Linked DNA regions of Mus musculus: region 2 is linked to region 1. The links are chromatin loops, found by intact Hi-C in ENCODE. Cell type or tissue: heart. All regions are shown on one strand. Links, peaks and the distances in the headings refer to the core of each region. The heading gives the core; the rest is flanking DNA.

Region 1 (8,332 bases), core at 272-8,271:
ACAGTAACTGTGCCTTATTCCTTACAGGTGAAGAGCAGAATAAAGAAGCGCTGCAGGATGTGGAAGATGAGAATCAGTGAGACGAAATAAAAGCCAACAAGAGAAACCATCTCTGACTACCCCTTCCCCCCCTCCCCTTGGAAGTTCCCCATTGTCACTGAGAACCACCAAATTTGACTTTCACATTTGGTCTCAGAATTTAGGTTCCTGCCCTGTTGTTTTTCTTTCTTTTTCTTTTTTTTTTTTCTCCCCTCCCCTTTTTTAAAACAAACAAACAAACAAACAGTTTTCAGAAGTTCTTAAGGCAAGAGTGAATTTCTGTGGATTTTACTGGTCCCAGCTTTAGGTTCTTTACGACACTAACAGGACTGCATAGAGGCTTTTTCAGCATTACTGTATTGTCTCCGGCCACACTGGCAAGATCATCATTAGAAATGGAAATGACATTTGAAAGCCATTAGACTTCTAGGTGATGCATCTAAGAAAGATTAATCACACAATAGAGGCATATGCGCTGTCATTTTTCCTTTTTTTAATTGTTAAATTGAATTTTATACCAATGTTTAAACTTAAATTGGGTGTTAGCTTGAGGTGTTTTGGGGGAGTTTGTTGTAATGGTTTTGCTGTAAACTGTGTTTGGAACTCTGCTGAAGTGTTGCTGAAAAGCATGGTGCTGGTAACAGTTCAACAATCCGTGGCTGCTCATTCTTGCCGACTCCTCCCCCTCTGAAGCAGGTTAGCATTGAAGGTGGTATGGAAGCCTGCATGCGTGTTCAACTCTGTTCCTCCTCCCTCCTCCTCGGCCTCCCTCCTCCCCTCCTTCGCTCGCTCAACCTCTTTTGTTCAGTACGTGTAACTTGAAGCTAATTTGTACTACTGGATATCTGACTGGAGCCGCAGGTACAGATCTGTATTGTTCTTACTGAAACACAGCATGGAATTAACATTAAACTTAAATAAAACAAACCTAAATTAAAAATGCCAAATATATCATGCCTCCATCCTTTATACTTCTAAAATAAAATCTCTAGTCCAGACATATTTGACAGTATTGTTTGTCTGAATGTGAAATATCCCCCATTTTATCCCATAAATCATTTGTTTTCCAATGATGTGTATTTGGGGGGAAGGGAGGATTGCTTGTAATCTGGTGTTGAACAACTAAGTCAGTAATTGTCCTGTCTTTCAAACCAGTTAGCAACACAATATTTATGTTTAAATTTATCATTAAAGTACAACAGTCATTTAACACAGGTGTAACTATGGATCATTTTCTAATGTGTAATTTTGACTTCTGCAATTAGATAAGGCTCAGTGTGTCGAAATAATCCTTGATTATTAGAAGTAGAATTACACTTCTCACTGTATAAGTCAGCGGCAAGAACAGTATTGGTTGAATCCCTTGTCAATATCCCCCGTTAACAGAAACAGCTACACCATGTGCCTAATTTCTTCAGAAGCAGGTCATGTGGTAGTGTGAGTGGGTACTTCTGTCTCCTTGAGCAGGTAAACGCCCGAGTTCCTCAGAACAACTCATAAGGCACATCCAGTCTTGCTGCTAATGAAGGTGCTGCAGTAAATAAGATACTGGTGGGTGCTGAGGTGTTTGTGGGTAGAATAGCATGGTGTATTTGTAAATATCCCGAGTCAGAAAACATTCCTTTTGCAATGCTGGGGTTGGAGATGTCTATTAGAAAGCAGTTAGCAGTTGACTTTTTCTAAAAGTACCACACTGCTGTAATCTGGGGTAGGCCATGATTGTTATGCAAGGTCCAGTCACACAGGCTAGCTAACTGAGGCGCTATCCTGCCTCAGCTTTCCAAGCTGCTAGGATCAGAGGCATGCACATGGCCAGACTCTAGTTTTATCTCTAGCACAGGCTACCATGTGAAATAATGCTTTTTGTGAATTCCTTTCTCATCAGATTGATAGAAGACAGTTGCCTTCAGTGTCATAAAGGGGTTTCCGATGATTGAGTGCTTTATATCTAACATAAAGTTTCCAGATAGTTAAGGCCAATATCAGACTCATAAGACATTGACCATTTGGAAAGCCACTCGGGAAACGCAGTTATTCATAGTGTTACTGTACCAAACACTAGCTGATTGGTGGACTTGATCCAGGTAGTGGACGTAGGGCTGGAAGGGATAATGGTCCAGTGAGTAAGAGCACACTACAGTGGACTTGTTCCCAGAACTCAGTTGAGACGTTCCCCATTGCCTGTAACTCCAGTTCTAGCAGAGTTGACACCTGGCCTCCACAAGTACCAGCAAACACGAGTATATATTCAGGCAAAAAAATTTTTTTTAAATAGTGAAGCTAAAAAAACCCAAAACAAGAAATTCTGACATGCAGGTGAGTTCAAGGTCAGCCAGGTCAGCATATGAGTTCCAGGACAGACAGGGCTACACATACAAACCCTGTCTTAAAAAAGCAAAAACAATGAATTAGAAATATTTAAAAACAAAAAAACCCTTTGGCCATCCAGCCTTAGAGCCTGATGCTGAGTTCATCCTTACTGTGAAGTAATACCTAATTCTGATTTGTTGTGAGGTTGGGTCTCATATTACTCAGGCTGGCCTGGGAATTCAGCCCAGGAGGGCTTTCAAGTTCCTCCATCTCCCGGGTGCTGGGAGGACAGGTGTGTCCTTGAGGACAAAACCTGGAGCCTATTTACTGAGAAGTGTTGTACCAACTGAGCTTTTACTCTAAGCCTGGCCATACAGGTGTCACTGTCACAAAGTTGGCTTCTCCAGAATGGACTTCTGTGTAGCCAGCAAACCTAAGTAATAAACAATGACTCTTGTTTTTGTTTTCCGGAGACAGGGTTTTTCTTCTTAGCCCTGGCTGATCTGAGGCCAGTTGGCTGGCCTCAGCCTCGGAGGTCTGCCTGCCTCTGTCTTCCAAGTGCAGAGTATTAAGTGTTTTTCCTGCGTGTTACTATGTCTGTGCAACAGGTATGTAAGCAAGTGTTCCTCCCTGAAGAATCTGATCCCTTCGGACTGAAGTTACAGGCAGTTGTGAGCTGCCATGTAGTTAAACAGAAGTCAGGTCTTGTGTAAGAACAATAGTTCTCTAAACTGCAACACATCTCCACCCAGTGCTTCATGAGCATATCCAAGTAAATTTGATACTGAAAAAACAAAACAACAACAAAAAAAACCCAACCTGTCTAGAGCTTCAGGAAGTACGGATCAAGAGTCGAAGGCCCGCCTGTAACCATGAGGTCATGGAGAAATCTGCTAAAGTCAAGAGGGGGCTTTTCAGAGTTTTAGAGCTGCTAAAAGCAGGAAAGGCTGTGAAGGTGATTAGCCCTTGCAAGGACAGTTGGTACTCCATTGCAAGGAGTCCCTGTCCCCTGAAGTGTGGGCTGATTTAGTAGCATCCCCAGAACATTTGGGTTCAGTAAAAAATAAATTTACATTTGAAATATTTTATGTGCCCTGGTGTTTTGTCAGTACTCGGCTTTCATTCCTTGCCCATCCCACTTAGCCACACTGGGCTCCTTGAGGTTCTTGACCATACCAAGCCTGCCCCTGTTCCAAGAGGCCACATCTGTTCCCTCCACCTAGAACATAACCTCAAGTATTCCATCCCAGTGCCCTCTCTGGCCTCCTCTAACTCATGTCTGTCCGTGGAGAAATCTGCCCCAGGTCAGCACTAATCCTGTACAAGCATTTTAACTCATTATTTTAACATTTTATTGTGTGTATAAGTGAGGGACAGGGAGGGAAATAGAGGGAGGTTGAGATACTGAGCGTGCAAGCTGGTTCAATTGTGTGGAGGTCAGAGGATAACTTTACACCTTAAAGCTTGATACAGGGACGATCTTATTTTTGGGTGTTTATTCTAGGTTAGTTGGCAGGAAGGCTCTGGGCAACTCCCCAATCCCCACTTCCCATATGGTCCCTGGGATTGCTGGGATTATTAATGTCACATCACATCCTGATTTGGGTGTGTGTGGGTGTGTGTTTGAAATGGTTTGCGTAGCCTTGGCTGTTCAACTTGTAGACCAGGCTGGTTTCAAACTCAGATCTGCCTGTCTCTTGAGTGCTGGAACTTATGGCCTTGGCCTCCACCACCTGCATATCCTGAATTTTTTGTTTGTTGGCTGTCCTGGAACTGGGTATGTAGACCAGGCTGGCCTCGGTCTGCCTCTGTCTCCCAAGTGCTGGGATTATAAAGGTGTGGGCCACACCAGAAAGTCTTGCCTTTTTGTCTTCCAGGGATCACGCTTAATCCTGAGGCTTGTGTGGCAGGTGCATCTGATCAGCCTCACATATTCAAACTTCTGAGCCTGTTTTTCCATAAGTAACCTAGGAGCCTGTTTCAAATGGAGAGTTGTAAATGAGAGGCAGGAGGATCATCACAAGTTGGATGCTAGACTGGTTTACAAATGCATTTCAAAAAACAAAAGTAAACGCCACATATAAGCCCCAGTTGTCTTTCGCTTGTTCCCCCCAGATCTTCCAAGGAGTTTCCCAAGCTAGTGCGACCTCAGTACGACGTTCTCATTTACTTTGATTATATATCGTTATAAATATTAACAAATAAGACTTAAAAAGGACACCTTTGGGAAGGTCAGACAAGATTACAAAAATTGTTTCGTGGCGCTGCAGTTTGAGGATGTATTCTGCAGTCGTCACGTGGCAGCAAAACTGTAAGCAGTGCACGAGTCCGTGTCGAGGACAGCCAGAGTCCATGCATCGGGAGATTCACTTGGCTGGAGAAGGACGGAGGGCAGGACGCTTGGCCCGAGCTCGGCGGGCGGGCGGGCGGGCGGGCGGGCCACGGAGGTGCAGTTCCTCATTTTTGCCACTAGAGGTCAGGAGGTCACTGACTCTGGGTTGGAAGACGGGACTGTTCAGGGATTGGCTAACGGTGGTGGAGGGCGGGGCAGAGACCAGGACGCGAGGTGGATGATGGGCATCAAGAGAGGCCCTGGTTACTGACAGTACTTTGGAATGACCTTTGTTTTTGGTATCAAATTTCCTCTTTGCAACGCTGATGAGCCAGAAGGAAGATACTCGTTTGGAATGAAAGACTGAACTGATTCTGAAACTTCTCAAAGGACCTTTTCCCTTTAGTAGAGATGTAATGTACTGGGGATTTAGAAACGTTCCAGGATCCGGGAAAGTTCCATCACTTTTTAGTGGCCATCACTTTTTAGGTGGCTAGAAGCCCTGCTTCCCACCCTGCCTGTCCCTGGGATTGGCAAGGATCATCATTGAGTCCCAAACCCACTTACTGCCTGGTGCAACAGGGATCCAGGTTTCTTGTCCACCTGAGCCACCTGTTCTTTTGATGAGCTTCAGTCACCTCAGGTATAATAAACATTTAGGTATAATAAACATTTCTGTATCGTCGGGGGGTTTCTAAACTCCTCTCTGAACAAAGCACCCCAAAAGGCAAAATCTGAGTTACTCAGAGCTCAACCAGGTGCACTTAAATATCTGCTCCTGTTTCTAGCTGTATGGGGAAAACATCAGGCCGGTCCCCCAAGTTCCTTGACCTCAGGCTGGGGGTGGGACAGCTGAGTTCCAGGGCTTGGCTGTAGCCTTTGGCAAATCCTAAATGGCACAAATGATTTCAAAGCCAGCTAGAGGGTGAGGTGGCTGACAATAACAAGACTTCTCTGTAAGAGACCTCACTAAGCCCCATTAACTCCGGAGAGAGGGACCTGAGAGTCCTTGTCCTCAGATAGTCAAAAGGCTTGGAGTTTTTGCTTCAGCCCTTCACACCGTGGTGGCCCTGGAAGTTTATCAACAACTCTGGAGCCATCTCATTTATAAAATGGGTTGACCATGCCTCCCACCACACAGGATGGTGAAGATTCAATAAGAAGGCGTTTGCCAATTCAGTAACAGGCGACACCTTTTAAAGAGGGAAACCCAGTCTCTTACAAGCAACAGGTGGCTTGGTGCTGTGGAGAGCTAGAGACCTATTTTCCCTGCCAACTAGGGAAGGCTGGTGAGCACTGTGGATTGGAATCATGTTCTGGGACCCCGAGTTCTTATTTCAGCTGTAGGAGGGTTCTAGGCTTAGGGCAGGACCCCAGTGTCTTATCACTCAGTGATGGATTGAGGAAAATGGGGCTCTGAGATGATGGTGGAACTCCTTGGTTCCCTGTTCCCCCTGTGCTCCTGAATCCCAGTTGGCAGGAGGCAGTTGGGAGCTTCAAGACTGACCAGTGTCCTACCCTTTCCTAGAAACTGAGGCCAGAGTTCTCAGCTCCTGAGGGCAGAACCCCCATCCCTCCACCTTCCCCCAAACAAGGCTTTCTATTTTCCACTGCTGGTCCTGACTGTCTTGATAGGGCCAGGATGCCATAGGTAGCCGTGAAGGACCTAACACCAGCTTGAGCTGAGGGGATGAAGAAGGGAGGGACAGGTGGGCAGGAGGGATGCTTGCTTCTTTCCACATTAGTAGGATCCCTTTCTCATTCCCCTGAAGCTGACTGGGAATTTACGCTGAGAACAGGAGCAGTGTGCATTGAGACCCCTTGGGAGCAAGATCAAATGGGAGAGCTTGGGTTTGAACATTGTTTCCCAAGTGCTTGTACACATCCCTAAGCCTAGCTCCTGCCTAAAAGCCCAATGCTGCCCTAGCGCAACCCTAGGCCCCCATGGCTCCCTGTCCCCTGGTACCCTCTTTCAGGCCTCCTCTTTTCTGTATTTGGTTTTCTCCTAGCTTTCAAGCCACAGCTGGGTTTTCAAGACTGTGCTGAGCCCTGACTCTCATGGGATGCCTTCCTTGCCCTCCACCCTTCAGCAGTCAGCAGTACCCACAGCCCCTGCAGACAACTGGCTGGTTCTGGTATGCTGCACCCCTTTGTAGCAATATGTGCACCCAGATGCCCTGCTAGAGTGGGAATCCCCGTCCCAGAGGCTCACGGAGTCTATCTGCCCATCAATGCACAAGCAAGTTGGAAGCTCTGGCTGGCTACATTGTCTGTCCTGGAGTCCTGGGCTCTGCCTGCCCATTGTCCTCCCTGTAGTCTCCAGGCAGCCAGAGTACCCCCATTTCTGGGCTTGCAGCAGGGCTCCACCCCTCACCTCCAATAGGTCCTCACTGTAGATAGCCCTTCCTCTGGATGGAGCTGAGGCTGAGGATTCCCCCAGCTCTGGCCAGCTTGGATGCCCAGGGAGCTGGAACAGGTATCATGTTGTGTTTTCCTGTCCCTCTGAGGGAGGCTGGGTGCTCTTGGCCTCCTAGCAGGGGCTGCACTGTCTATGTCCGAGCAGACAACTTGGATCTTGCCCTTGGCGGCAGCTGAGAAAGCCCAGGGTTGGACCTGTGTGGGCCGGGTGGCAAGGGTGGGTGGCAGCAGATGGGACAGTCAGTCGCTGAGTACAGCCCCTGGGAGCTCATTGGTGAGCGTGTGCCAACGCTCAATCCTCTTGTCCTTGTTCTTCAAGCAGTCAAACCAGTGCTTCAGGCGCTCGCCCTTGGCGTTGATGCCCAGAACCACACCACCTGCGGAAGAGATCAGAGGGGCAGCTAGGGATTTCAGTGCCCCCAGCGTCCAGACCCATTTGTGTGTGGACAGCCCCTAGCTTCCAGCCACACCCTTCCCACTTGACCCAGTGTTTGATGTCATGTTTCTCCTCTACCAGGGACCAGAACAGTGTGGGGCAGGGTTCAATGGTACATAGTAGGGAGTGAAAAGGGGGAGGAAGGGCTACAGTGGCCCATTGTGTACCAATGTCATGCCCACAGAAACTTGTGGTCCCATGGGCTCTGAGTGCTGACCCACTCGGGAGTTGACCATCATTCTATGTCACCACAGATGCTGTGAGGTCTCCCCTCCCTGGGCCTCTCTTCTGTCACATGATTATAGTTTGGAGAGTGCCTGAGATCCCATTCACTAGGGGTAAAGTGGTTCTTGGACAGGCACACAGCTAAGTGGCCTTCCCTTCATGTACCTTACCGATGAAATCATTGGATTTTCCAATGTCATAATCCCAGACAGTGACCTCCAGAGTCTTTTTGGCCAGGTCTCCATGCTTGATCTCGTAACAGAATTCCTGCTGGCCAGAAGAGGGTGTTAAAGCCAAGGCCACTTGGCTGAGAGGTCTGTCATGTGCTCAAGCCTCAAGGTGGTCAATGTGGGGGTCACTCTAACCAAGCTGCCCACTTCTTCCCAAAGGGAGGCTGAGCAGGCCCCTGCCTCCACCCTCGTGCCCTTCTGTCTCCCTCAAGCTGCTCCCAGATGCTGCAGAGACCCTGGCTGCGATGAACTGTCTTAGTGAAGAGTCTTTGCCATCCTCTGGGGCTGGCCTTGCTTCCCAAGCACCTGCTGTCACCTCTGCCTGTGAATCCATGGCCGTGA
Region 2 (8,332 bases), core at 290-8,289, 54 kb before region 1:
AAAACATCTTAAATGCCATATTCTGTAGATATCTGAAGGGTTTGAAGATCATCTATCTAAAGTATATCTGAATAGGCAAATGTTGCTTGTTTCTAGCTATTTACTATTTTACTTTGAAAACATCTGCAATAGGCTAAATAAAAGCTTATTTTTGTAATAAACTAAACCTGTACATAACATGACCACGAGTTTGACTGACTACTATCTTGCAATTCTTAATTATCCTAAACAGTTTGTAATAGTAGTGTTCAAAAGAACTAGAGCTTTACATTTTAGATAGTTACATAGGTACAATACCTTAAAACAAAAGGTGAAACATGTAATATGTTGTACCAAAACTAACCTTAAATTTCTATCATAGAGCCGGGCGTGGTGGCGCATGCCAGGACTACACAGAGAAACCCTGTCTCGAAAAACAAAAAAAAAAAAAAAAAAAAAAAAAAAAAAAAAATCTATCGTACAAAAATCCATACCAATGTAAACTATTTGAGTCTAGTAGTTGTTTTTTAGTCTAAAAGTAGACTGAATAGAACTGGAGAGATGGCTCAGTGATTAAGAGCACTGACTGCTCTTCCAGAGGTCCTGAGTTCAATTCCCAGCAACCACTTGGTGGCTCACAACCATCTGTAATGGGATCTGATGCACTCTTCTGGTGTGTCTGAATACAGCTACAGTGTACTCAATTACATAAGTAAATCTTTTTTTGTTTGTTTGATTTTCGAGACAGGGTTTCTCTGTATGGCCCTGGCTGTCCTGGAACTCACTTTGTAGACCAGGCTGGCCTCAAACTCAGAAATCCACCTGCCTCTGCCTCCCAAGTGCTGGGATTAAAGGCGTGTGCCACCACAGTCCGGCATAGTAAATCCTTTTTTAAAAGTAGATTGAATAATCTACCCTTTCATCGCACCATCCCCATACCCCCCACCACACACACACACTTTCCTTATCATCCTCTCTTCCCCAACACTGGATAGGAGAAAAAGAAGGATAGAGGAAAGGAAAAGAAAAAGTGATGCCTGAGACAGATCTCCTTTACTTTGTTTCCTCCCTAGCCAAGATCATTAACAACTTATGACCAACCTCCCCAAACGACATCAGCAACTCAACCAACAACCCATAACCACCCACCCCACCTCTTGGGAATGGGGACTTCATTCTCTTAAGCCTGCTTACTACTGTCAGTGGTATCTTTTGGGAATCCTATGAAAATTGGGATAATGCCCAATCCTGGGAAAGCAAGCTGTATCATTTGCTGTCCAGTCTCTTGTGATGAAGACTTTCAGGGAGGGCTTAACTGAAGTCCTGGCTGGACAGTGTGTGAGGCTGGACCATCTTAACTAGCCATTTTGAGGTTTTCCTGGCTGTAAATTTTTTTTTTTAAAGACTTATTTATTTATTATATGTAAGTACACTGTAGCTGTCTTCAGACACTCCAGAAGAGGGCGTCAGATCTTGTTACAGATGGTTGTGAGCCACCATGTGGTTGCTGGGATTTGAACTCCAGACCTTCGGAAGAGCAGTCGGGTGCTCTTACCCACTGAGCCATCTCACCAGCCCCTGGCTGTAAATTTTTGAGGAAACAGCATGTGAGGCTGGATCACCTGAGCTACTTGTCTTCATTGGTGTCTCGTCCTTTTGCTCTGAAAGCAGAAGCTTTTAGATAATATACATCTCTGCATTAACACATGTATGGAATGTTCTTTGTGCACAAGTCAGCTAAAGATGGTTCAGATGAAAGGCATCAGACTTTGTAAGTCTGTACAGCCACACTTTAATATAAATCTCCATCTATGCCATATGGAGGGATGGCATGCAAGTCCTGATGACTGTCACCAAGAAAGTTTATTGGCCTTGTATAGACCTGCACGTCTCAGCAGTCTCAGGGCTGTCCCCGTGCAGAGGGAGCAGCATCCCCATCCATCCCTTGTTCATTCTTTTGGGTTTCTTCCTGTTTGCAGTCAAGATTTTCAGGAGGTCTCTTCCCACCCCAGTCTAATCTGATCTTTATTCATTTTGAAGGAGTCCACAGCTTTTCATTTTCTGTTGAAACAAAGGCATAAGCTCTCCCATAATGCAACACATTTCCTGACTTCCCAGTCTGAGGTTATAACATATATAGGCTGATTTAACGCAACAGTTCTTTCTAAAATCCAGAGTTTTTTTCAATAGCTGTGCTACCTGACTCATTGTCATTTAAAATTTTTGAAGTCAATAAAGTATTATTTAATCTGTCTCTGGTAGATCTCATATTCTGCTCTTGTTCTATGAGCATCTTCACGCTGTAGTTAGAACTTTTTTACAGTTGTCTCACCAGTAGGATTATAATATATATCTGTAATATGTTCTAAGCCACTGTCTTAGTCAGGGTTTCTTTTTTTTTTTTTTTTTTGGTTTTTCGAGACAGGGTTTCTCTGTATAGCCCTGGCTGTCCTGGACCAGCCTGTAGACCAGGCTGGCCTCGAACTCAGAAATCCGCCTGCCTCTGCCTCTCAAGTGCTGGGATTAAAGGCGTGTGCCACCATGCCTGGCTTCTTTTTCTTTTTTTCTTTTTCGAGGCAGGGTTTCTCTGTATAGCCCTGGATGTCCTGGAACTCACTTTGTGGACCAGGCTGGCCTCGAACTCAGAAATGAGCCTGCCTCTGCCTCCTGAGCGCTGGGATTAAAGCGTGTGCCACCACGCCCGGCTTTAGTCAGGGTTTGTATTCCTGGACAAAACATCATGACCAAGAAGCAAGTTGGGGAGGAAAGGGTTTATTCAGCTTACACTTTCATACTGCTGTTCATCACCAAGGAAGTCAGGACTGGAACTCAAGCAGGTCAGGAAGCAGGAGCTGATGCAGAGGCCACGGAGGGATGTTACTTACTGGCTTGCTTTGTTCAGCTTGCTTTCTTGTAGCACCTAAGACTTCCAGCCAAGGGATGGCACCACCCACAAGGGCCCCCCTTGATCACTAATTGAGAAAATGCCCCACAGCTGGATCTCATGGAGATCCCCCCCCCAACTGAAGCTCCTTTCTCTGTGATAGCCCCAGCTATGTCAAGTAGACACACAAAACCAGCCAGTACAACCACTATGTCTAAAAAAGTTGTTGTACTCTAATGGATACACATGCCAGGGCATCATCAGCTTCAATCTGCAAAGGAATCTACAAGATAGCTACCAACTCTAATAAATGTGCAATCTTAGAATCATCCTTTTTAGAGCTTTAGGTAAAAGCCTCTTGAAATCCTGAATAGGAATCAATTGTATGATGTAGTAACACATATACATACTTTAAGACTACAAACTGTACAAAATGAAATATATAAGCTATTGGATGACATTGCTCTAAGCTGGAATCATTAAACATAATCTATACTCTTACTTCAGAATATTGCATCTCTATGGGTTGCCATTCTGCATTCTTGTCACAAGGTGGCACCATAGGCTTTAGATTGGATTTATCAGCTGCTTTACTCTGATTTAAAGAAGCCTATAATTTCTGTTCCATGGCCTTTAATCTAGTAATCTATTCCTCAGTTCTTCCCTTATCTAAGTCTGCCTTATTCTTATTTTCTGAGAGGTTATAAAGAACTGTGATCAGCCGGGAGTGGTGGTGCACACTTTTAATCCCAGCACTCGGGAGGCAGAGGCAGGCGGATTTCTGAGTTCGAGGCCAGCCTGGTCTACAGAGTTAGTTCCAGGACAGCCAGGGCTACACAGAGAAACCCTGTCTCCAGAAAAACCAAATAAATACATACATACATACATACATACATACATACTAATAATAAAAAGAACTGTGATCATTACAGAATACAATTATTTGTATGCTTATAATCAAAACAAAATTATATGGGGTTCAGGTGCCCTCTCTCATTGTGTTTTCAATTTTTTAAAATTTTATTTATTTATTTTTGGTTTTTCGAGCCTGATCTACAGAGTGAGTTCCAGGACAGCCTCTGTCTACCAAGTGCTGGGATTAAAGGCGTGCACCATCATTGCCTGGCTAAGTTTTATTTTATATATGTGAGTATACTGTTGGTGTCTTCAGACACATCAAAAGAGGGTATCGGATTCCATTATATATAGTGGTTCACAACATGGGTGCTGGGAATTGAACTCAGAACCTCTCTCCAGCCCGTGTTTTCCATTTTGTTTTTGTTTTGTTTTGTTTGTTTGTCTCGAGACAGGGTTTCTCTGTATATCCCTGGCTGTCCTGGAACTCACTTTGTAGACCAGGCTGGCCTCGAACTCAGAAATTCGCCTGCCTCTGCCTCCCAAGTGCTGGGATCAAAGGCACGCGCCACCATGCCCGGGTACAAAACATCTTTATTTACTTGTTTCTCTTTCTCTTCCTTCGTAGACTTTGCTTTTTATATTCAAACTCAGCAATTCTATGACTGTATATTCAGTTTCTCTGGCATCCATGCATCTTTCAAAAGATGTCTATTGCTCTCTGACCTTCCTTTGGAGACTTTACTTTTTATTTTTAAACTACTTTTTATTTTTAAACTACATCGAATTTCTTCTTTCTTCAGCACCTAAGCACATTTTCAAGTATACTGTACCTGTTCAAAGGCATTCTTGGTCTGGACCTGACTTTCTGCATACCTGCAGCCATTCTCTGATCACGTGAGCCAAGCCTTAAGGGTCTAGCCCTACGGCCTCCACTACTGACGCGGAAGGGGCAGTCATTCACAGAGAGCATTCTTTTTTTTTTTTTTTTTTTATTTATTGTTATTTCTATGATTACACGTAGCTGACTTCAGAAACACACCAGAAGAGTGCATCAGATCCCATTACAGATGGTTGTGAGCCACCATGTGGTTGCTGAGACTTGAACTCAAGGCCTCTGGAAGAGCAGTTGGTGCTCTTAACCACTGAGCCATCTCTCCAGCCCCACAGGGAGCATTCTTAAGCCAGCCAGAGACACTGTGGCTCTGCCCTTTGTCCGGGAAGTGCTTGTTCCAGGGACACTGTCTCCTGCTCTGCAGTTTTTGCAACCTAACCCTGCTTTGGCTGCCCACTTGCTGCACAGCGGGGCATCTTAAAGGAGCCACACTGTGAGCACTGGCCTGCGAGACTGGGTCGCTAGGAAGCCACATCTGTTCTCCCGCCTTCCCAGGCGCTTTCACTTCTTTAACGCCTGGCTTGCCCAATGCCTAAGTTTGGATTTCTACCGCCGGAAAAAGTTCCGTCTGGAACTTTTCTCGGGCTCTAGCCTTGGATATACGTGCCCACACGTTGGACACCATTTATAACGTTTTTCTCTGAGGCGCCTATTAACCCATTTTTACTAATCTATGTTCGGCCACAGTAGGTCTTTCCTTTGTGTTCAGTCTCCACACCTGTTCTTTCCCCATGCCTGGTGGGTGAATTCTCTACACATCTGAGTCCTTCCCAGAGTCCTTCCCAGAGTTCCTTCCTCCATGTAAGTCTCTTCTACCCCCTCCTGTCTCCCTATTGGCTGTTCTGCTTTCTATTAATCCAATCAGAAAATGCCTTAAAAAAGCAAGGAAGGATAGAAATGTCTTACAAAAGTTTTCTCCCAACAGAAATTACTTAGTATATTCAAAATATTCAGGGTTGGAGAGGAGGCTAAGTGGTTTCACCTCACTGACTGCTCTTGCAGAGGACCTAGCTTCCATTCCCAGCACACACACAGCAGCTCAGAACTCTTGTAGTTCCAGGTACAGGGGACTTAATGGCCTCCTCCGGCCTCCTCATGCTATAGACACAGGATTCACAGGCAAACATATGTGCAGTATCTCTAATGTTGGCATGCTTTGATGTTGTAGGTCCTAAAGGCCGTGGCTCAGTAACAGGACATGCTACTTTCTAGGGATCCCAACTTTATAGTGAATCCCATCTATGTGACAGCTAAGGGCTTGATCATGTTAATGCCAAGGGGCATTGGTACAATTGACTTGAGCCAGGGCCCAAATGCTATCAAGAGTCATGTGTTATAGCAAAAAGAACACAACAAAAGGAATGGCATCTATTACCTGTTTTGCTCATTGTTTTTGTTTGTTGTTGTTTGTTTGTTTGAATGCAGTCTTGCTTTAGCCAGGGCTGGAGTTCAAGGGCTAAGCAGTGAGACCCGGGTTCAAAAAATGAATGGTGTGGGCTAGAGAGACGGCTCAGTGATTAAGAGCACTGACTATTCTTTTTTTTTTTTTTTTTTTTTTTTTTTTTTTTTTTTTGGTTTTCCGAGACAGGGTTTCTCTGTGTAGCCCTGGCTGTCCTAGAACTCACTTTGTAGACCAGGCTGGCCTCGAACTCAGAAATCCGCCTCTGGGATTAAAGGCGTGTGCCACCAGGCCCTGCTTGAGCACTGACTATTCTTGAGTTTTATTCCTAGCAACCACATGGTGGCTCACAACCATCTGTAATGTGGCTGAAGACAGCTATGGTGTACTCATATACATAAAATGAATACATAAATCATAAAAGCCCAAGAATGGCGTTTATAAGCCGTGTGGCAGTGAGGAGAGCCAGAACAGCTGCCTTAAGAAAGAAATCATAATTAGTTGTAAGAGAGCCTGAGTATTGTATTATCTTTTACATGTTCTTTTTTTGTTCAACATATTTCCTCAGCTGAATCTCTCTGAACAGTGAGCTTATGGGGGATGTTCCTCATTCAAACTACCACAGCCCTCCTTTCTCAGAGCCTCTCTCTCCCCTCCCATGGGCCCCCTTCCAGTTTTATAATCTCTCCCAACTCCTGCCTCCATATAAATACGTATGCCTTCAGATTAAAAGCTGGGATCCCACATATACAGAGAGAATATGCTGTATATGTCTTCCTCTGTGTGGGTCACTTCAATAACTTCTGGTTTCATGCATATTCCCGTAAACTTCATTTTTTTAAATGTGTGTGTGTATGTATAGTGTGAGTGAGTGTCGTGTGTGTGTATGTGTGTATGTGTGTGTAGATGCCTACATTGTCAGAAAAGGGTGTTTGGTCTCCTGGAGCTGAGGTTACAGGCAATTGTGATCTGCCTGACAGAGATGCTAGGAGCTGAACTCAGTTCCTCTGAAAGAGCAGTGCATTTTCCAAGCCACTGAGCCACTGCTCCAGCTCAAATTTAATTTTTCTTCATGATTGTATAAGATTCCATCGTACAGGTGTACCACATTTTCACATCCATGTATCTATTCATGGACACCTAGGTTGATTCCTCCTTGCTTAAAGAGTAGAGTGGCAATAAACATGAATATACAAGGATCTGTGTTGCCGAACAGTGGTGGTACACGCCTTTACTCCCAGCACTTGGGAGGCAGAGACAGGCAGATTTCAGAGTTTGAGGCCAGCCTGGTCTACAGAGTGAGTTACAGGACAGACAGGGCTACACAGAGAAACCCTGTCTTGTAAAACCAAAAAAACCCAAACAAAACAAAAACCAAAAACCAAAAACCAAAAAAAAAAAAAAAAACCAAAAAACAAAACAAAACCAACAAATATCTGTGTTAGCTAGATTCCTTAGAGCATATGCCAAACACTGACCAAACAGGGTCATGTTTACACTGCATGTTCTACACTGCAGTTTTCTATTTTTAGAATATCTGTGTGTCTGTCTGTCTGTCTATATGGCCAGGGTTTAACTGCATGGGCCTGGGTACCTTGGATTTTCTATGCCGACCAGGCTGGTCTCAAACTCAGAGATCTGCCTCTGACTGCCTCCCATATTCTGGGAATAAAAGTATGGGCCACCATAACTAGATATATTCTTTCAACTTTTGCTTCGTTTTGTGTCTGTGTGTGTGACGTGCGTGCCATGACATGCATATGGAACCAAAGGACAAGTTTGAAGTCAGCTCTCCTGTCATGTGTGTCCTGGGGCTCAAATTCATGTTATTTGGCAGCAGGCACCCAATTAACCACCCAAACACCCCAGTCGTATTTTCAGCAGTATGTTTAGAGATAAAACTTCCACATATTCACATATGTAGCCTAGGTTTTCCGTTAACTCCTGGCAACCTTGCTCCATCAACCTCCTGAATACTAAGATTACATGCGTGAGCTGCCATATCCAGCCAAACCAAAGGTCTCTCACGTATTAGAAATAATCTAAAATTAGCTTATAACCGTGCGCCAGTTTGTGTCTAAGCACATTGTAAATGGATGGTATGATGTAAGCTGTACCTCAATGAGGGCGGGGATGCAGCTCAGTGCTACTGAGCCAGGCCCAAGGCTCTGGGTTCAGTCCCCAGTACAGTCTGTAAGCCTCCCATGAACATAATGTTTGTTGGGCAGTGAATGTACTTGAGACAGTTGAGTGCTTGCCCAGCACACCAGAGACCTTGGATGAGACCCCTGTCCTGTATAAACTGGGCATAGTGATGCAA

Evidence for each region. Hi-C counts contacts between places; a loop is a spot of excess contacts. Peaks named below come from ENCODE experiments on the same cell type or tissue, not always from the same donor. Only the 100,000 strongest peaks of a DNase experiment are listed, where the experiment ranks them.
Region 2: it touches region 1 in a loop (2.4-fold over the local background); 8 of 42 quality-filtered maps call a loop at or near these places.

Annotation. Positions count from the first base shown.
Region 1 is chr11:75,764,593-75,772,924 of GRCm38, forward strand. Ywhae (tyrosine 3-monooxygenase/tryptophan 5-monooxygenase activation protein, epsilon polypeptide) reads left to right here. Exons shown (of 6, transcript NM_009536.4): 6 at 28-1,249. The coding sequence ends at 80. It overlaps Doc2b (double C2, beta), which reads right to left. Exons shown (of 9, transcript NM_007873.3): 8 at 7,931-8,027; 9 at 3,678-7,476. The coding sequence ends at 7,340. Among named protein-coding and RNA genes, the nearest start is that of Gm12339, 27 kb to the right of the region's middle. In heart, for the core only: no CTCF peak of the experiment used is centred there; a DNase peak (open chromatin) is centred at 4,869; H3K4me3 peaks cover 612 bases; H3K27ac peaks cover 254 bases; H3K27me3 peaks cover 1,814 bases.
Region 2 is chr11:75,710,735-75,719,066 of GRCm38, forward strand. No RefSeq gene overlaps it. Among named protein-coding and RNA genes, the nearest start is that of Ywhae, 18 kb to the right of the region's middle. In heart, for the core only: a CTCF peak has its summit at 3,401 (motif pointing right); no DNase peak of the experiment used is centred there; H3K4me3 peaks cover 429 bases.